Linked DNA regions of Homo sapiens: region 2 is linked to region 1. A link is an interaction called in ENCODE POLR2A ChIA-PET data of the cell type or tissue named here. Cell type or tissue: PC-3. All regions are shown on one strand. Links, peaks and the distances in the headings refer to the core of each region. The heading gives the core; the rest is flanking DNA. Region 1 overlaps DDA1 (DET1 and DDB1 associated 1). Region 2 overlaps MVB12A (multivesicular body subunit 12A).

What was found. Peaks named below come from ENCODE experiments on the same cell type or tissue, not always from the same donor. Only the 100,000 strongest peaks of a DNase experiment are listed, where the experiment ranks them.
Region 2: POLR2A ChIA-PET joins it to region 1 with 25 read pairs; 20 of 35 experiments call an interaction of 5 or more read pairs at or near these places.

Annotation. Positions count from the first base shown.
Region 1 is chr19:17,313,504-17,323,685 of GRCh38, forward strand. It overlaps DDA1 (DET1 and DDB1 associated 1), which reads left to right. Exons shown (of 5, transcript NM_024050.6): 2 at 520-600; 3 at 835-886; 4 at 2,431-2,492; 5 at 6,043-9,795. The coding sequence ends at 6,153. It overlaps ANO8 (anoctamin 8), which reads right to left. Exons shown (of 18, transcript NM_020959.3): 18 at 9,720-10,182. The coding sequence ends at 10,014. Among named protein-coding and RNA genes, the nearest start is that of DDA1, 9.0 kb to the left of the region's middle. RefSeq lists enhancers at 7,853-8,469, 10,011-10,060. In PC-3, for the core only: no CTCF peak of the experiment used is centred there; a DNase peak (open chromatin) is centred at 4,098; H3K27ac peaks cover 2,867 bases.
Region 2 is chr19:17,424,006-17,434,187 of GRCh38, forward strand. It overlaps MVB12A (multivesicular body subunit 12A), which reads left to right. Exons shown (of 9, transcript NM_138401.4): 7 at 1-62; 8 at 616-672; 9 at 926-1,327. The coding sequence ends at 988. Among named protein-coding and RNA genes, the nearest start is that of MVB12A, 9.0 kb to the left of the region's middle. RefSeq lists an enhancer at 1-373. In PC-3, for the core only: a CTCF peak has its summit at 1,141; no DNase peak of the experiment used is centred there.

The sequences.
Region 1 (10,182 bases), core at 1-8,000:
ACAATCATGGCTCACTGCAACCTCTGCCTCCCGAGTTCAAGCGATTCTCCAGCCTCAGCCTCCCGAGTAGCTGGGATCATAGGCGCGCACCACCACGCCCACCTAATTTTTATATTTTTAGTAGAGATGAGGTTTTGCCATGTTGGCCAGGCTGGTCTCAAACTCCTGACCGCAGATGATGCGCCCGCCTCGGCCTCCCAAAGTGCTGGGATTCAGGCGGGAGCCACTGCGGTATGACTTTTAACCAGTGGCCTGTTCTCTTGCAGCCTCAATTTCCCCACCTCTCACCTAATTAGGGGGCTGTCATGAGGATCCCGTGGGGGATGTGCACATAGCCTGGCCTGGTTACTTTTCTGTGGTCCCGACAGTGTATCCAGCAGCCAGCTCAAGGGTGTGTTCTGGAAAACTTGAACTACAAAGAATAGTGGGAAGAAGGAACCCAGCAGTCACCCTGCAGGTGCTCCAGGGATGAGCTGGCCCTTGCCTGTTTTCTCATGTACCATCTTCCATGTCTTCTAGGCAGATTTTTTGAAAGGACTGCCTGTCTACAACAAAAGCAATTTTAGTCGATTTCACGCGGACTCCGTGTGCAAAGCCTCGGTGAGTGCGTGTTCCTGGGACTGGGAGGAATTGGTCACTTCCAGGGGGCCTGGGGGCAGCTTGTGTCCCCCGATTGGGGTCTTGGCTGGAACAGAGGCTGATCTTCAAGCCCAGCCCCATCCACATACTTGAGTGTCTTCCAATCTGCACTGAAGGGTGGGTGCTGAGTGGAGGGATGAGGAGACCCCAGGCCCATGCACTCTCCTAACCCACCCCTTCTCAACCCTCCTGCAGAACCGACGGCCCTCAGTCTACCTGCCTACCCGCGAGTACCCGTCTGAACAGAGTAAGTGGCCGCTGTCAGTCTGTCCCATTCTGGCTGCTGAGGGGCGGGGTTTGGTGACTGCAGCGTGGCACGCGGAGGTTATCTTCAACCCCGGCCCAGGCCATAGACTTGGCTTGGGTTCACACGCTGTCTACTGAATCCAGTTAAGTCAGGGAGGGCCTCCAGGGAGGTACAGGAGGGGGACCTTGGGGGCTTCAGCCTGGGGATGCACACGTGGATGCCTGTCCACTCCCAGCCCCTGGGGACAGCCAGAAACCTGGCTTTCCCCAGGTGTCTCTTGATTGGGACACACTGGGATCCACAGCCAGCCCAAAGGGGCCCCCAAGTTGTCCCTCATCTGCCACTCACTGGTCCTTTCCCCTCCCTGTCAGATGAGGTCAAGCGAGAACTCTGGTTCTAAGACAAGTGCTATCGGGCAGAGAGGCAGCAGAGGGCTACAGGGGCTTGGGCTGGGGATCCAGCCAAGCCTGGGTGGCAGTGATGGGAAGGGGGTCCAGGCAAAGGGGCCCACAGCACAGGAGGACTTGGTCTTGCTGTCTTAGTTTAACTGTTCAAAAAGACTCCACACCAGGTGGGGTAGCTCCCGCCTGTAATCCCAGCACTTTGGGAGGCTGAGGCAGGAGGATTGCTTGAGGCCAGGAGTTCGAGACCAGCCTGAGCAACATAGTTAGACCCTGTTTCACCAAAAACCATATATATACGTATATATACACACATATATATACACACACGTATATATACACACATATATATACACACACGTATATATACACACGTGTATATACACACACGTGTATACACACACGTGTATACACACGTGTATATACACACACGTGTATACACACACACGTGTATATACACACACGTGTATATACACACACGTGTATATACACACACTATATATATACACACGTGTATATATATACACGCTATATATATACACACGTATATATATACACGCTATATATATACGCTATATATATACACACGTATATATATACACACTATATATATACATACGTGTGTGTGTGTGTGTGTGCATATATATATATATATATATATATATTAGCCGGGCGTGGTGGCATGCATCTATAGTCCCAGGTGGGAAAATCAGTTGAGCCCAGGAGCTCCAGGCTGCAGTGAGCTATGATTATTCCAGCCTGGGTGACAAGAGTGAGACCCTGCTCTTAAAGCATTTATCCATCTGGAGCCTGTGGGGTGGGACTGTGTGGTCACTGGGCACAGATATGCGGTATGTGCTCCTAGTCAGCCTGGGAGAAACATAGGCATGAGAGTCTCAGTTGCGGGGCTTGGTCCCCCACCAAGGGTGGAATCCCTTGCAGGGAGCCGGGACCCTGAAAGCAGCTGGCTCAGGCCTCTGGGAGTAGCTGCGAGTGTGCTCAGAAGCAAAAACATGGGACTTTTGGAGATCTCTGGAGTTGGGGGTACTGAGTTCCAGCCCCAAAAAGACCTCCCAGGGCAGTGTCAGGGGAGGAGCCTGGGGAGGGGAGGCGTCTGCGACTTTCTCTATCTTTCCTCCTTAGTCATCGTGACAGAAAAGACAAACATCCTCCTGCGCTACCTGCATCAGCAATGGGACAAAAAGGTGAGGCCCACAGGGCTCTGGTGCAGGGATTGTGGGTGGACAGAGACTGGGCACCTGGCAGGGGCTTCTGAGCACAGGAAGGACTCTAGTGATTGGAGCAGGGCCTTGAGGGCTGGGTAGGAGTGCCCTGGGCGATCCAGGAGAGGGAAGAGCGTTCCAGTGGAGGGAACCGCTGTGCAGAGGCCACAGGACACCAGTGCTCAGGAGGCTGGAGGCCAGGCCCAAGTAGCCGCCAGGCCCAGTTTTCCATGGCTCTGGCATTAGGTAGACTGTATTGGTATGAACTAGATAGAATATTTTCTGAGGCCGAGTGTGGTGACGCATGCCTGTAGTCCCAGCGCTTTGGGAGGCTGAGGCGGGCGGATCACGAGGTCAGGAGATCGAGACCATCGTGGCCAACATGGGGAAATCCCGTCTCTACTAAAAATACAAAAATTAGCTGGGCGTGGTGGCACGTGACTGTAATCCCAGCTACTTGGGAGGCTGAGGCAGGAGAATCGCTTGAACCAGGGAGGCGGAGGTTGCAGTGAGCCGAGATTGCACCACTGCACTCCAGCCTTGTTGACAGAGCAAGACTGTCTCAAGAAAATAAAAAAAGGCCGGGTGAGGTGGCTCACGCCTGTAATCCCAGCACTTTGGGAGGCCAAGGTGGGCAGATCATGAGGTCAGGAGATCGAGACCATCCTGGCTAACATAGTAAAACCCTGTCTCTACTAAAAAATACAAAAAAAAATTAGCCAGGTATGCTGGTGGGCGCCTGTAGTCCCAGCTTCTTGGGAGGCTGAGGCAGGAGAATGGTGTGAACCTGGGAGGCGGAGCTTGCAGTGAGCCTAGATAGGGCCACTGCATTCCAGCCTGGGCAACAGAGCGAGACTCCATCTCAAAAAAAACAAAAAAAACAAAAAATCTTTTCTGAATGGTGAAATGTGTACACATGATTAAAAATCTCAGCTGGGCGTGGTGGCTCACACCTGTAATCCCCGCGCTTTGGGAGGCCTACGCAGGCGGATCACGAGGTCAGAAGTTTGAGACCAGCCTGGCCAGCATGGTGAAACCCCATCTCTACTAATAATACAAAAATTAGCTGGGCATGGTGGCGCACGCCTGTAATCCCAGCTACTCCGGAGGCTGAGGCAGAAGAATGGCTTGAACCTGGGAGGCAGAGATTGCAGTGAGCCAAGATCATGCCACTGCACTGCAGCCTGGGCGGTCTCAAGAAAAAAAGAAATCTATACCGGGCGCGGTGGCTCATGCCTGTAATCTCAGGACTTTGGGAGGCCGAGTCAGGCAGACCATGAGGTCAGGAGATCGAGACCATCCTGGCTAACACGGTGAAACCCCGTCTCTACTAAAAATACAAAAAATTAGCCGCGTAGCTGGGTGTGGCGGCGGGTGCCTGTAGTCCCAGCTACTTGGGAGGCTGAGGCGGGAGAATGGTGTGAACCCAGGAGGTGGAGCTTGCAGTGAGCTGAAATTGCACCACTGCACTCCAGCCTGGGCGACAGAGCTAGACTCCATCTCAAAAAAAGAAAAAAAGAAATCTAGGTAACATGTGAGGGTGTGGCTGGGTGTGGTGATTCACACCCGGAACTGCCTGAGAGGCTGACGCAAGCAGATGGCTTGAGGCCAGGAGTTTGAGACCAGTCTAGGCAACACAGCAAAACTCCATCACTAAAAAAAAAAAAAAAAAAAACAAATTAGCTGGCTGTGGCATGTTCCTGTAATCCCAGCTATTCAGGAGGCTGAGGTGGGAGGATCGCTTGAGCCCAGGAGGTTGAGGCTGCAGTGAATCATGATCATGCCATTGCACTCCAGCCTGGGCAACAGAACCAGACTCTGTCTCTAGAAAATAAAAATAAGAGGGTGTAGTTGCAGCGAAGAGTCATCTCCCGCCTCCCGCTTCTGGTGCCCCAGCTCCCTTCCCAGAGGCTGCCTCTGCACACGGGATATTTTTCTTCTTTTTCTTTTTCGTTTTTCATTTTCTTTTGCCCTGCCCTGCCCTGCCCTTCCCCTCTTTTCCCCTTTTTTTCCCCCTTTTTCCTTTCCTAGATGAGGTCTTGCTCTGTCACCCAGGCTGGAGTCGCCCAGGCTGGAGTGCAGTGGCGTGATCTCGGCTCACTGTAACCTCCTCCTCCCAGTCTCCACCTCCCAGGTTCAAGCAATTCTCCTGCCTCAGACTCCTGAGTAGGTGGGATTACAGGCACGCGCCACCATGCCCAGCTAATTTATTTTATTTTATTTATTTATTTTTTTGAGATGGAGGTTTGCTCTTGTTGCCCAGACTGGCGTGCAGTGGCGCGATCTTGGCTCACTGTAATCTCCGCCTCCTGGGTTCAAGCGATTCTCCTGCCTCAGCCTCCCGAGTAGCTGGGATTACAGGCATGTGCCACCATGCCTGATTAATTTTGTATTTTTAGTAGAGGCGGGGTTTCTCGATGTTAGTCTGACTTGTCTTGAACTCCCGACCTCAGGTGATCCACCCGCCTTGGCCTCCCAAAATGCTGGGATTACAGGTGTGAGCCACCATGCCTGGCCTAATTTTTGTATTTTTAGTAGAGACAGGGTTTCTCCATGTTGGCCAGGCTAGTCTCGAACTCCTGACTTGAAGTGATCCACCCACCTCGGCCTCCCAAAGTGCTGGGATTACAGGTGTGAGCCACCGCGCCTGGCCTTCTTTTTTTTTTTGGAGACGGAGTCTCTCTGTTGCCCAGGCTGGAGTGAGTGCAGTGGCGTGATCTCAGCTCACTGCAACCTCCGCCTCTTGGGTTCAAGCAATTCTTCTGCCTCAGCCTCCAGAGTAGCTGGGATTACAGGCATGAGCCACCGCGCCTGGCAAGTTTGTTTTTTTTTTTTTTACCTAACATTGAACAGTGGGTGGCTGCCTACCCTGCGCAAAGTTGGAAGGTCGGGGGACTGTGTGGCAAAGTGACTGCTTCTGAAAATCCAAGCTGCTGGGCCCACCCCCACCCCTTCTCCTGCCCCCCAGGACTTGGTTTCCACAGCGGGGAAGGAGGCGTGTGCTTCTGTCTTGCGTTGATGTGCGGCATCCCCAGTGGCTTCCAAAGGCCCTTTATTCCCAGGCTGGGTGGGTTGCTCCTCTGAGTGCTTGAGAAACCAGCCCTGTGTGGGTCATTGCATGTGGTGGGGGTGACTCCGGGTGCCAGGAAACACCTGTCTATCACCAGGCATGGGTCCAGAAAGTGCTCTGGGCAGGGCTTAGTGGGGCAGGTCCTGGTGGTAGGAGGGGCTGCCTAGCCAGGGACCCTGGGGCCCCCCACTGTACTCCAGGCCTACCTCTGTGATGCTGCTGCAGGGGCCTGGGCTGGCATTATGACTCTGGGAGCTTCACCCACGTGAAGACTCACAGCCTCCAGCTGGGCAACATAGTGAAACCCCCATGTCTACCAAAAGTAAAAATATTAAGCGTGGTGGTATGTGCCTGTAGTCCTAGCTACTCCAGAGGCTGAGCTGGGAGGATTGCTTGAGCCCAGAAGGTTGAGGCTGTCCGAAAAAAAAGACTCACAGCCCCTCTCTTTTCCCTGTCCCCCAGAACGCTGCCAAGAAGAGAGACCAGGAGCAAGTGGAGCTGGAAGGCGAGAGCTCCGCACCTCCCCGCAAGGTGGCGCGGACCGACAGCCCAGACATGCACGAGGACACTTAAGACTCTCAACTCCACAGGCGCCTCCTGCCAGGTCTGCTCCTCGGTCGCCCACCCGCCTGCCCGCCATGTGTAAGCACCCCGCCCGCCCGCCTCCCTGCCGGCCCATCCACACCCTGCGTCCACACCACTTCCAACCTCATAGGAGCCGATGTATTTATTTTCCTTGAGTTTTTATTTATGCTGTAACCTGTATCAAGCGTTGGTTAAAGGGGACATCAGACCCAGTAGTGTGATGTTGGTAGATGCTTTTTAAAAAAAACAACATTGTCCCCCCGACCCCCGCCTTCCATCGGGCCAGTTCCCCGATTCCTGCCCCCAGTTCTCCAGAGAACCAGAGTGTGTCTGTGAGAGTCTCTAGCGGGGGCTTTACTGTGGCCGGGCGACAGGGGCGGGCCCGGGGTGGCCTGACCTACCAGGACAGCCGAGTGGCCTTCTCCCCCCCAACACCGGTCCAGGCCATTGAGACTCGGTCTTGTCCCACGCTTCGCCCGGAACTTTCCCATGCCCAGGCCTCACTCAGCGTGCACGCACGTTGGGGAGAAGTCGGCCCTTGGGATCTTTCTCTTGAGTCATTTTATTTTTATCATGGACTAGTGCGTGCTCCGTGTCCACCCCAATAAAAGGGTCTTTCCTACTTGACCTCGCGTCTTTGCTCCACACACCTTGGCTGCAGAGGACGGAGCCCCTGGGAGTCATCCCTGTTGTCACCAAGAGGAGTGAGAAGGGCCCCCCACGCCAGGGGCCCCAGGACCGGCTGGATTCTCTCGTGGGCTTGCTGAGGCCACCATGTTCAAGGCCAAGACCTGCCTGGACCATCCCCTCTGCCTCTCCTGTCAAGGTGACCCCAAGGACAGGTCATTCCTGAGAGACGGTCCATGGTGCCAAGGATGGAGCGGGGTCAGCCCCCTGCCTGGGATACCGCCAAGCAGGGCAGCGCACCTGTCAGACACCGCAGAGATGGCCGGCCTCATCCGGGGGCCTGGGGTCTCTGGCCTCTGCTGCTCCCCTGAGGCATGGTGACAGTACAGACGGCATCTGGCCGGTCTTGCTGTCCTAGGTGGTGGCCTCACCCTTGCTGGGTCATAGAGGAGCTGTACAGAAGGTTGGCACCTGGCAGTTGGCATGTGCCATGGCCGCTCATGGGGACCCCTCTTCCGCCAGCTGGGCTGGGTTTGGGGCTGAGCTTGGGTATGTAGGGGTGTTCGGGCTCTGGGCAGAAGGTTTGTGGCCCTGACCACTGAGCCTGGGGCTGGGGGAACACCGCTTCTCCCCTTATTGCCCCCACTGGTGGTGGTGGGGATCTCAGTTTTCTTTTGTTTTGTTTTGTTTGTTTGTTTGAGTTGGGGTCTTGTACTCTTTCCCAGGCTGGAGTGCAGTGGCGTAATCACAGCTCACTGCAGCCTCGACCTCAAGCCTTCCTCCCACCTCAGCCTTCCAAGCCGCTGGGACCACAGGCACCCACCACCATGCCTGGCTAATTTTTTTTTTTTTTTGAGATGGAGTCTCGCTGTGTCTCCCAGGCTGGAGTGCAGTGGCAAGATCTCAGCTCACTACAACCTCTGCCTCCCAGGTTCAAGTGATTCTCCTACCTCAGCCTCCTGAGTAGCTGGGATTACACGCGTGCGCCCCTACACCCAGCTAATTTTTCTATTTTTAGTGGAGACGGCGTTTTGTCATGTTGGCCAGGCTGGTCTCGAACTCCTGACCTCAGGTGCTTCGCCTGCCTCGGCCTCCCAAAGTGCTGTGACCGCACCTGGCTGCCTGGCTAATATTTTAAAAATTTTTTGTAGAGACAGGGTTTCACCATGTTGCCCAGGCTGGTCTCAAACTCCTGGGCTCAAGTCATCCACCTTCCTCAGCCTCCCAAAGTGCTGGGGTTACAGACGTGAACCACCGTGCCTGGCAGAGGTCTCTGTTTTGAGAGCTGAGTCTGAGGGCGTTGGGATGGTGTAGGGTTGGGCCACAGAGCTAGCAGACACTCCGGGCTATGGAGGGTCCGCCTGCCCCAGATTCCACTGTGGAGGGCCCTGCCTGTGTCAGACCCTCGGGCCTAGGCGGCCCATCTCTCCCAAGGACGGAGAGTGCCAGGGTGGGCTCCCGTCCTACACAAGGAGTGGCTGACCAGGCCCAGGCACAGCACAGCCACCCTGCTGTACCTCCCAGCTCCCGGCAGTGTCTACACCACAGTGATGGTGCTACAGGGGCCATGTGGTCACAGGACAGGTGGTCAGGAAATGCACACTTGACTGCGGTCGATGGTGCCGGGTCCGGCTGAATGCCCTGGAGGCTCCCAGGCCAGCTGGGGAGTCCCAGTCCCCAGGGTTGGTGTGACCTGGGCAGGCCTGCGGTGTCCATCTGTGAATGACTGAGATGGTGGGACTTCAGCTTCCAAGGCCAGGGGCCAGAGTGGGAGCAGGGGGCACTCCCGCCTTTCCCCTCGGCCTGTCTAGACCTCTCTGGCTCCCAGTTTCTGCTTTGAGTGGCTGGGGGCTGTCTCCTGCCTGTGCTGTCTGCCCGTCGCTCTGCAGGGCTGCTGGGCGGGCACCTCCTTCCCCTCCCCTACCTCAGCTCCCTCCTTTGGGGTCTGAGGGCTGTGCCCCAGCTTGCCTCCCTGTGGCCTCCCCCTAGAACCCCTGGGTCTGTCGGGACATGCCCCACCTGGCACACACACCCTGTGTAGCTCCCACTGCCTGTGGGAGGACGCTGGGCCCCTGAGCCGGCCTCTGTCTACCCCTCCTGCCTTTGGGGTCCCCTTTACCCCACTGTTCCCCCAAACTGCCTTCCACCTTCTCCGCCTTTGCACAGGCTGTTCTCCTGCCTCCAGTGAACTCTGACTTCTCCACAGCCTCCCAAAGGGCCCCTTGCTCACACTGGCCCAGCCCTGCAGCATGGCCATGTTGGTCTCTGAGCCTTAAGCCTTTGGATGTGGACACATTTGTCCTCTTCCTGAAAAATGTGAGGGTCTGAGAGGCCACGTTCCTGTTCCTGAGTCATACGACAGAGTCCCAGTGACTTGGGTCTGATGTCTGTCCCACAGTGGGACATCCCTGCTGCATCCCAATGCCACCCCGTGTCCTGGGGACACCCAAATGTGCCATTCTCTCAGTATCACAAGTCGGGGACTGCAGGAGGCTCAGGTGCCAGGTGCCTTCTGATGTTCATGCCACAAGCTCTTCCCACTGTCTCTGGCTCCCCAGACGATGTTCCAGGAGGCGGGTGTGCCAGAAGGGGCCACGTCTTGCAAACCACCGCGCTGTCCTCTTTGAGAAGGAGTCTTACTCAGGACTGGGGCCTGTGCACACATTGTCGCCTCTTTTCAGCACTTAGAGATTCCTTCCTTTGTCTAGTGGCTGAAGCCAGGGCTGAAGTTGGCCTCCAAATCTGGGCCGTCTCAGAGGCGGCGCAGCCTGGAGTTTTCCATCTGTGGCCAAGACCCAGTTTTTGGGAGGAGGCCCTCATGGGTCAAGCCAGCCTGTACCAGGATGGGGGGAGGGGGTTCCCAACCTAGGCCCCAGCCACCCAGACTCCCCCACCCCCACTCCCTTTTCCACTGCTCTGACCTCGGGCACTGTTGAAATATAGTTTTTATTGCATTTCTGCCGTTTTACAAAAATATGACAAAATAAATTAAAAACAAATAAATAATCGCCTGTTCTGTGTGTGTGTGTGTGTGTGTGTGTGTGTGTGTTTTCTGTTGGATTTGTGGGTTTCCTTTCGTTTGGAAAGGAAAACGGCAGATGGGGGGCACCGACCAATACTGGGGGCCCTCGGGGGCTGAAGCGCATTTTGCATTTTGGAGACCGGCCGCCCCTGTGAATGACTGATATTGCATATGAGAAGAGAAGGCAGGGCGGGTAGAGCTAATGCCAGCCGCTGGGCCAGCACACGGCCTGGGGGCTGGGGCTGGGGCTAGGGGAGGGCGCTGGGGTCTCGAGGGGATCCGAGGTGGGCGGTAGCGGTGGGGGCGGGAGGCTGTAAAAGCTGGCGTCTCCCGGCAGGGGCTGGGGGGCGGGTGGGGGCCCGGCCATG
Region 2 (10,182 bases), core at 1-8,000, 110 kb after region 1:
CCATGGATGGGGTTCCCTTCACACTCCACCCACGATTTGAGGGCAAGAGCTGCAGCCCCCTGGTGAGTCGGGGTCTCAGGGAGCCTGGGTCTGCGCCTGCCATCACCATTCTGGGTGCCAGGACATCCCTGTATCCAGTGCCCCAGCACAGAGGGCCACATCCTGGGTTGGGGCTGGAGTGTGTCACCTCCAGGTGGCAGCTGGAAGGTCTTCAGTCTTAGAATGGGGAGGGATCCATCCAGAGAAAGCAGCTGGACACCAGTAGCTAGAGGCTGTGACAAGAAGGGGGAGGGATGCTGGGCATGGTGGCTCACGACTGTGATCCCAGCACTTTGGGAGACCAAGGCAGGTGGATCACTTGAGGCCAGGAGATCGAGACCAGCCTGGCCAACATGGTGAAACCTCGTCTCTATTGAAAATACAAAAATTAGCCAGGCGCGGCTTTAGAGACTTTGTCTCTAAAAACAAAACAAAACAAACAAGAAAAATAAGGGGGAGGGATGTCCGAGGGAATATTCGGGGAGTGTTGGGGGGAGGGCAGGACCCCTTGAAGACGAAGGAAAGGGGGTTTCAGGTTGAGATCGGGCCCAAGGCTGACCCACCTCTGCCCGCCAGGCCTTCTCTGCTTTTGGGGACCTGACCATCAAGTCTCTGGCGGACATTGAGGAGGAGGTGGGTGCAGGGCTAGGGAGGAGGTGGGTGCAGGGCTAGGGAGGAGGTGCCTGAGGGGCCGGCACCCGCCCCTCGTCCGCCCCAGGCTGTCCCAGTTTTCCCCATCCCCGCTTTGCCCCAGACACACACCATCTCTCCAGGGCAGAAGACCACTCAAGTCCCTAAGTACCCACTCTGCCATTCCTCAGTCACTCCCCCTTTGGCCCTCTCTTTACTCTGGCACCTGTTCACTCTCTCTCTCCCCATCCCCCAGTATAACTACGGCTTCGTGGTGGAGAAGACCGCGGCTGCCCGCCTGCCCCCCAGCGTCTCATAGTCCCTCACCCTTCCGCGGAAAGAGCCCCCTTACTCCACCTCCCCGCCAGCCTGGGGCCACCCCCCCTCACTGCATCCTGGGGCCACCCCCACTCACTGCATCCTGGGAACCTTCGCCCTGCAAGGCGTTTGCTATCTTCAGCCACTGGGCGGAGCTGCAGCCCTGGAGGAGGGGGCGGGTCGAGGCTGCGTGGTGATGGGGTCTCCGCCCCCACGCCCTGCCGGGCAGGGCTGGAGCTGGACAGAAGCCAGTGCCTTTAAGTCATTTGTGTCAAAACCCTCTGGGGTCCGGAGGCTGTGCGGGTGTCCTCCTGGCAATAAACACTACCCGGTTCTCGCCCTCTGGAGTCCTGATCCTGCCGCCTGTCCACACTAGGCACTCTTGCACCGGGCAAGTGGGTGAAATCATGGCAGGGAGGCGGTGCTGCTGGGTCTCCCGTTTGTTGTTGTTGTTGTTGTTGTTGTTTGTTTGTTTTTTTCTGAGACGGGGGTCTCCCTCTGTGTCCCAGGCTGGGGTACGGTGGCACGATCTCGGCTCACTGCAACCTCCGCCTCTGGGGTTCAAGCGATTCTCCTGCCTCAGCCTCCCGAGTGGTTGGGATTACAGGCGTCCGCCACTACGCCCGGCTAATTTTTTGTATTTTCTATAGACGGGGTTTCACTGTGTTGGCCAGGCTGGTCTTGAACTCCTGACCTCAGGTGATCCGCCCGCCTCGGCCTCCCAAAGTGCTGGGATTATGGGCGTGAACCATCGCGCCTGGCTTGGGTCTTCCATTCTACAGAGTGGGAAACAGGCTCAGGGAGTGAGTGAGTCTGGATTCTAGATCATAGAGAAGACCTTGTCCCGGCCCTTCATCATTGGGCATAATAATAAAACAAGTACTGTTTCTACTGCAGTGGCCACATCCCCAACACGCGATACACCATTATTACCTCATTCAGTCTCCCTACAACCCACTGGGAAGCTCAGGTTTTGTTGCCATTTTCCAGATAAAGAAACTGAGATGGGGATGCTAAGGCCACAACTGGGACTGAAACCCAGCAATTGCTGTCTTTTTTCTTTTCTTTTCTTTTCTTTTTTTTTTTTTGAGACAGAGTCTTGCTCTGTCACCCAGGCTGGAGTGCAGTGGCGTGATCTCGGCTCACTGCAAGCTCCACCTCCCAGGTTCACGCCGTTCTCTGGCCTCAGCCTCCTGAGTAGCTGGGACTACAGGCACCCACCACCACGCCCGGCTAATTTTTTATATTTGTGGTAGAGACAGAGTTTCACCGTGCTAGCCAGGATGGTCTCGATCTCCTGAGCTTGTGCTCCACCCTCCTCGGCCTCCCAAAGTGCTGGGATTACAGGTGTAAGCCACAGCGCCCAGGCCTTTTTTTTTTTTCTTTCTTTTTTTTTTTGAGACAGCGCCTCATGCTGTCACCCAGGCTGGGTGAAGTGGCATGATCTCGACTCACTGCAACCTCTGCCTCCCAGATTCAAGTGATTCTCCTGCCTCAGCCGGCACCCCTTGCTGCTGAGTAGCTGGGACTACAGGCTTGGGCCACCATAACCAGCTAATTTGTATTTTGTATTTTTAGTAGAGACAGCGTTTCACCTTGTTGGCCAGGCTGGTCTCAAAGTCCTGACCTCAAGTGATCCCCCGCCTTGGCCTCCCAAAGTGCTAGGATTACAGGTGTGAGCCACTGCGCCCGGCCCAGGCCACACCATTTTCATCCACCAATTCATACAACCTTGTTTTATGTACATTTGTTTAAAAACACCTTATTTAATATCTATGGTGGATTCATTTACATTGAACTCACAGCCAACAGCACCGAAACTCACGTCTGCATAAAGCTTCTCTATAATGGATTTTCTCCATGAGGTGCATCACAGACTTTTTTTTTTTTAAGTATTTTATTTTTGGCATGATCATAGCTCACTGCAGCCTTGACCTCCCGGGCTCAGGTGATCCTCCAATCTCAGCCTCCTGAGTAGCTGGGACTACAGGCTACACTGGGCTAATTTAAAATTTTTTTTGTACTGATGGGGGTCTCACTATATTGCCCAGGCTGGTCTTGAACTCCTGGCCTTGGGCAGTCCTCCTGCCTCGGCTCCCAATGTGCTGGGATTACAGGCATGAGCCGCCGAGCCCAGCCATTGCAGCCTTTTGGTACTTAGGAAGCCTGGACAGCATTTCGGTGTCTGGGGGAATTTCAATGGCAAAATCACCAACAAAAACCACAAGAACATGGCCAGGCACAGTGGCTCATGCTTGTAATCCCAGCACTTTGGGAGGCCGAGGTGGGTGGATCACCTGAGGTCAGGAGTTCGAGACCAGCCTGGCCAACATAGTGAAACCCCATCTCTACCAAAAATACAGAATTAGCCAGGCTTGGTGGCAGGTGCCTGTTATCCCAGCTACTTGGGACACTGAGGCAGCAGAATCGCTTGAACCCTGGTGGGTGGAGGTTGCAGTGAGCTGAGATTGTGCCACTGCACTCCAGGCTGTGCAACAAGAGTGAAACTCCATTTCAAAAAAAAAAAAAAAAAAAAGAGAAGAAATTCACCACCCTAAACTCACACCTTCCTTCTCCCATAAGTGCATGCCCATGGACGTGTACGATGGCTGCTATGCTGCTGTTTCTCCTCTGGGCTGTTGTAGTCTTGTGGTGGCCCACATTCTGCTGCAGTTGGAAACATCCCCAGATCTCTGTGGTTTAGAAAAGCTGGCCAGGCATGATGGCTGATACCTGTAATCCCAGCACTTTGGGAGGCCGAGGCAGGCAGATCACCTGAGGTCAGGAGTTCGAGACCAGCCTGGCCAACGTAGTGAAACCCTGTTTCTACTAAAAATATAAAAATTAGCTGCGTGTGGTGGCACACGCCTGTAATCCTAGCTGCTTGGGAGGCTGAGGCAGGAGAATCGCTTGAACCCGGGAGGTCAAGGTTGCAGTGAGCCAAGATTGCACCATTGCACTCCAGCTTTGGCAACAAGAGTGAAACTCCATCTCAAAAAGAAAAAGAAGAACTAAGGCTGTCATACTTGGAGTCTCACATCTGTAATCCCAGCACTTTTGGGGGCTGAGGCACGAGGATCGCTTGAGGCCAGGAGGTCGAGGCTGCAGTTTGCTATGATTGCGCCACTGCACTCCAGCCTGTGTGACAGAGTGAGACCCTGTCTCTAAATAAATAAATAAGTAAGGCAGGGCACGGTGTCTCACGCCTGTAATCCCAGCACTTTGGGAGGCCGAGGCGGACGGATCACCTGAGGTCGGGAGTTCAAGACCAGCCTGACCAACATGGAGAAACCCCCGTCTCTACTAAAAATGCAAAATTAGCGGGGCGTGGTGGCGCATGCCTGTAATCCCAGCTATTCAGGAGGCTGAGGCAGGAGAATCGCTTGAACCCAGGAGGCAGAGGTTGTGGTGAGCCAAGATCGCACCATTGCACTCCAGCCTTGGCAACAAGAGCGAAACTCTGTCTGCAAAAAAAAAAAAAAAAAAACAGCCTGGGTGCAGAGCAAAACCCTATCTCTAAGTAAATGAATAAATAAATAGCAAAGCTAAGGCTTATTTCTTAGCGGCAATAGACTTTGTTAGTTGTAGTGGTACAGAAACTGGCCTAATGGGAGGGTCATTTTCTCACAGTGAGGACGGTGTTGTCTAAAGAAACATCCAAGCTTTTAAATAATTAAAGTTGGCCAGCCATGGTGGCTCACGCCTGTAATGCCAGCACTATCGGAGGCTGAGGCGAGAGGATCACTTGAGCCCCCGGGAGTTTGAGACCAGCCTGGGCAACACAGCAAGGCCCTGTCTGTACAAATTAAAAATTAGCCGGGCATAGTGATACCTGCCTGTGTAGTCCCTGCTACTCGAGAGGCTGAGGTGGGAGGATCGCCTGAGTCTGGGAGGTGAAGGCTGCAGTGAGCTATGATTGCATAACTGCACTCCTGGCTGGGTGACAGAGCAAGACCCTGTCTCAAAAAAAAAGAAAAAAAAAATTTGGGACTGGGTGCAGCGGTGGCTCACACCTGTAATCCCAGCACTTTGGGAGGCCAAGCTGGGAGGATCTGTTGAGCTCAGGAGTTTAAGGGCAGCCTGGGCAGCAGTGAAACACCATCTCTACGAAAAAAACACACATGATCGGGCATGGTGGCTCACGCCCGTAATCCCAGCACTTTGAGAGGCCAAGGTGGGCGGATCACGAGGTCAGGAGTTCAAGACCAGCCTGGCCAACATGGTGAAATCCCATCTCTACTAAATATACAAAAAAAAAAAAAAAAAAAAATTAGCCGGGCATGGTCGTGGGTGCCCGTAGTCCCAGCTACTCGGGAGGCTGAGGCAGGAGAATTGCTTGAACCTGGGAGGCAGAGGTTGCAGTAAGCTGAGATCACATCACTGCACTCCAGCCTGGGCAACAGAGTGAGACTCCCTCTTAAAAAAAAAAAAAGAAAAAAGAAAAATCCACACACATATATAATTCAGATGATTGTTAAAAGTAAACAAGGCTTTATTCAAGACTACTGCATGGAAGATTGAGCTCAACTCGGAATCCACGAAGTTGTCACCAAGGGGGGATTTATAGCCACGGAGCAGGGCAAGGGGGGGTCAGTGGATAGAAAATTATAAAGGCTTGGGGAGTCACCTTAAACTCTCTTAATAGGATCCTTGCTGAAGCCAGGCCAGGGCGATCAGCTATCAAGAAACTGACTTAGCAGGATTCTTGCTAAAACTGGGCGACACAGATCAAAGACAGGATGGGAGCCAAGGTCACGGCCCAATGCAGAAGAGATTTCAGAGGACTCTGACTCAAGTTTGGCCAAGAAGAGAGTCTTTGTCGGGGCGGAGACCTGGCCTGGCCCTGGGAATCTGAGACGGGGGACAGTGCGTTCTCCTGGAAGGGGAGGTGAGCGGGGATGATGCAAAACGTACGCCCTTTCCCCAAACTCTTCAGCTGCCTTGGAAAAACTAGGTCTCTGATGCTAAGGCACCTGCCTGCATCTCCTGGCTCCCGGCACACGGATCATCTGCCAGGTCTCGCCCAGGCTCCTCTGGCGCCAGCCACAGAACCCGATCCAGCCAGAAAGCAAATGCCGTTTGTCCTCTCTGCCGTCCTTCTCAGCTGCCCCAAAAGCAGCCCCAGATCTCATTTCAGGGAGTCTGTGTGTGACCAGGGGCCTGAGGATGATCCATCCTGGCCTTGGGTCCAACTAGACCAATTGTCACTGATGACAGGGCCACTCACCCTGCAAAATCCCAGTCCTCTGAGCCCAGGCAGGCCTGGGGACTGCATCACGCAAGGGTTAGAGGGGCCCGATGGAGCCTACCCCACCTGCTTCTGACTTGGGTATCATCAATCCTAACATTTCTGGGCTGAGCTTACATCATCTTGGGCTACTGAGGAAGGAGCTGAGGGCCCTGGGAACCACAGCACTAAGTCCAGGATCCGTGCCTATCCTTCTCTTCTTTTATTATTATTATTATTTTTTGAGACCGGGTCTCACTCTGTGACCCAGGCTGGAGTGCAGTGGTGCGATCTCGGCAGCTCACTGCAACCTCCACCTCCCGGGTTCAAGTGATTCTCCTGCCTCAGCCTCCTGAGTAGCTGGGATTACAAGCATGAACCACTACACCCAGCTAATTTTTGTAGTTTTTGGTTTTTTTTTTTTTTTTTTTTTTTTTGAGACGGAGTCTCACTCTGTCGCCAGGCTGGAGTGCAGTGGAGCGATGTCGGCCCACTGCAACCTCCATCTCCCAGGTTCAAGCAATTCTCGTGACTCAGCCTCCCAAGTAGCTGGGACTACAAGTGCCCACCACCACGCCCAGCTAAATTTTTTGTTTGTTTGTTTTTGAGATGGAGTTTCATTCTTGTTGCCCAGGCTGGAGTGTGATGGTGCAGTCTCAGCTCACTGCAACCTCTGCCTCCTGGGTTCAAGCGATTCTCCTGCCTCAGCCTCCCTAGTAGCTGGGATTACAGGCGCCCACCACCACGCTCGGCTAATTTTTGTATTTTTGGTAGAGATGGGGTTTCACCATGTTGGTCAGGCTGGTCTCGAACTCCTGACCTCAAGTGATCCGCCCACCTCGGCCTCCCAAAGTGTTGGGATTACAGGTGTGAGCCACCGTGCCCGGTCCTTATTTCTGTATTTTTAGTAGAGATGGGGTTTCACCACGTTGGCCAGGCTGATCTTGAACTCCTGGCCTCAAGTGATCCACCCGCCTCGGTCTCCCAAAGTTCTGGGATTACAGGCATGAGCCAACATGCTGGCCTAATTTTTGTATTTTTAGTAGATATGAGGTTTTACTGTGTTGGTCAGGCTGGTCTGGAACAGCTGACCTCAAGCGATCTGCTCACATTGACCTCCCAAAGTGCTGGGATTACAGGTGTGAGCCACCATGCCTGGCCATTTCTCTTTTCTTGAGACAAGGTCTCACTCTGTTACCCAAGCTGGAGTGCGGTGGTGCAATCATGGCTCACCGCAGCCTTGACCTCCTGGGCACAATCTATCCTCCCATCTCAGTCTCCCTAGTAGCTGGAACTATAGGTGTGTGCCACCACACTTGGCTACATTTTTACTTTTGTAGAGATGGGGTCTTGCTATGTTGCCCAGGTGGGTTTCTCTCCTATTGCTTACTCCCAGGCTCCACAGGGGCATGGGTACTGAGAGTGGCATTTCTGGATAGACGTGATCCCAGCTCCTCTACTCAATAGCTGCTGACCTTGAGCTGCGGCTTAAACTTCTCTGCGCCTCAGTTTCTCCATCTTTACAATGGGAACCTCAACATTCCTCATCTCATGGGATACGTGTAAGGGAGAATGCATAGGACCCGTGTCTCTCAGCTGCCCCTGATGACTCTTGAAGAAACACCTCTTGACTCTGACAGGCCTTTGAAGGTGGAAGGTTTCTGCAGCCTGACATCCAGGCAGAATGGATGATGTGACTCCCCGTGAGTGGCCTCTGCTAGTGGCAAACCCTATACTTCCTGTATTCAAAAGTGGCAGAGGGGCTGGGCTCTGTGGCTCAGCCCTGTAATCCCATCACTTTGGGAAGCTGAGGTGGGAGGATCACTTGAGTCCAGGAGTTTGAGGCCAGCCTGGGCAACATAGGGAGACCCCAGTCTCTATAGTATTTTTTTTTTTTTCCAAGACAGAGTCTCCCTCTGTCACCCAGTCTGGAGTGCAGTGGTGTGATTGTGGTTCCCTGCAACTTCCATCTCTGGGGTTCAAGTGATTCTCCTGCCTCAGCCTCCTGAGTAGCTGGGACTACAGGCGCCCACCACCACCCCCGGCTAATTTCTTTTTTTTTTGACATGGAGTCTCGCTCTGTCGCCCAGGCTGGAGTGCAGTGGCGCAATCTTGGCTCACTGCAAGCTCCGCCTTTTGGGTTCATGCCATTCTCCTGCCTCAGCCTCTCAAGTAGCTGGGACTACAGGCGTCCGCCACCATGGCCAGCTAATTTGTGTGTGTGTGTGTATTTAGTAGAGATGAGGTTTCACCGCATTAGCCAGGATGGTCTCAATCTCCTGACCTCGTGATCTGCCCGCCTCAGCCTCCCACAAGTGCTGGGATTACAGGCGTGAGCCACGGCGCCCAGCCTAATTTCTTCCTTTCTTCCTTTCTTTCTTCCTTTCCTTTCTTTCCTTTCCTTTCTTTCATCTCTTTTTTCCTTTTCTTTCCTTTCTTTTCCTTCCTCCCTCCCTCCCTCCCTCTCTCTCTCTCTTTCTTTCTTTCTTTGTATTTTTAGTAGAGACGGTGTTTCACCTTGTTGGCCAGGCTGGTCTTGAACTCCCGACTTCAAGTGATCTGCCCGGTTCAGCCTCCCAAAGTGTTGGGATTACAGGTGTGAGCCACAGCGCCTGGCCATGACCAGCTAATTTTTGTATTTTTAGTAGAGATGGGGTTTTGCCATGTTGGCCAGGCTGGTCTTGAACTCCTAGCCTCAAGCAATCCGACTGCCTTGGCCTCCCAAAGTGCTAGGATTATAGGAGTGAGCCACTGTGCCCTGCCTACTTTTCTTTTAAACAGATAGGGTCTTGCTCTGTTGCCCAGGCTGGATCGTAGTGGTTCAATCACTGCTGATCTTCTTGCCTCAGCCTCTCAAGTAGCTGGGACCACAGGTGTGCACCACCATGCCTGGCTAATTTTTAATTTTTTTGTAGAGCTGGAGTCTCCCTATGTTGCCCAGGCTGGTCTTGAACTCCTGGCCTCAGGTGATCCTCTTGCAAGAGAACATCTTTGACAGATACTGTCCACACCCTAGAACATACCAGAATGCTGACAGAGCTTGTGTTTGCGAGGCCTGTGGAATTAATGGAGACATTTCTACCCTTTTCGACTGGGGCCTTGTGCCTATGGCTTGTTGGGTAGGGGAGATCACCTCCGTTTGTAAAGAACGAAACTGAGTTTGCATTACTGTTCCTTAAGGCAGGTCTGCCCAGCTCCCGGAACACTCTGAAAGCCGCACGCCAAACCCATATCAGGTGCCTGGAGTCTGGAGGTTTTGGCTGCAGCCCCAGGACCAGCCTTGCCCTGCGCCTCACCTGATTCTGGCTGAGATAGGAAGATGCTCGGTAACTCAGCTCCCCTTCCAGGCAGTGCAGACGAGGGGGCGGTTTTCAGCCGGGCCTCCCAAGTTGGAACCTTATCATTTCCAAGGTTCAAGTTTGAGGTATCAGGAGGAAGAGCAGGGACCAGCCTAGGGTGAGGTTGCTGAGGTGCCCAGGGTGCAATTTTTTATTTATTTTTATTTATTTATTTTTTGAGACGGAGTCTCGCTTTGTGCCCAGGCTGGAGAGGAGTGGTGCGGTCTTGGCTCACTGCAACCTCCGCCTCCCTGGCTTAAGTGATTCTCCTGCCTCAGCGTCCCGAGTAGCTGGGATTACAGGCACCCACCACCATGTCCAGCTAATTTTCTGTATTTTTTTTTTTTTTTTTGTGGGGGACGGAGTCTTGCTCTGTAGCCCAGACTGGAGGGCAGTGGCACAATCTCAGCTCACTGCAGCCTCCACCTCCTGGGTCCCGGTTCAAGCGATTCTCCCGCTTCAGCCTCCCAAGTAGCTGGGATTACTGGCATGCGTCACCATGCCCATCTAATTTTTGTATTTTTAGTAGAGACAGGGTTTCACCAAGTTGGCCAGGCTGGTCTTGAACTCCTGACCTCGTGATCTGCCCACCGTGGCCTCCCAAAGTGCTGGGATTACAGGCATGAGCCA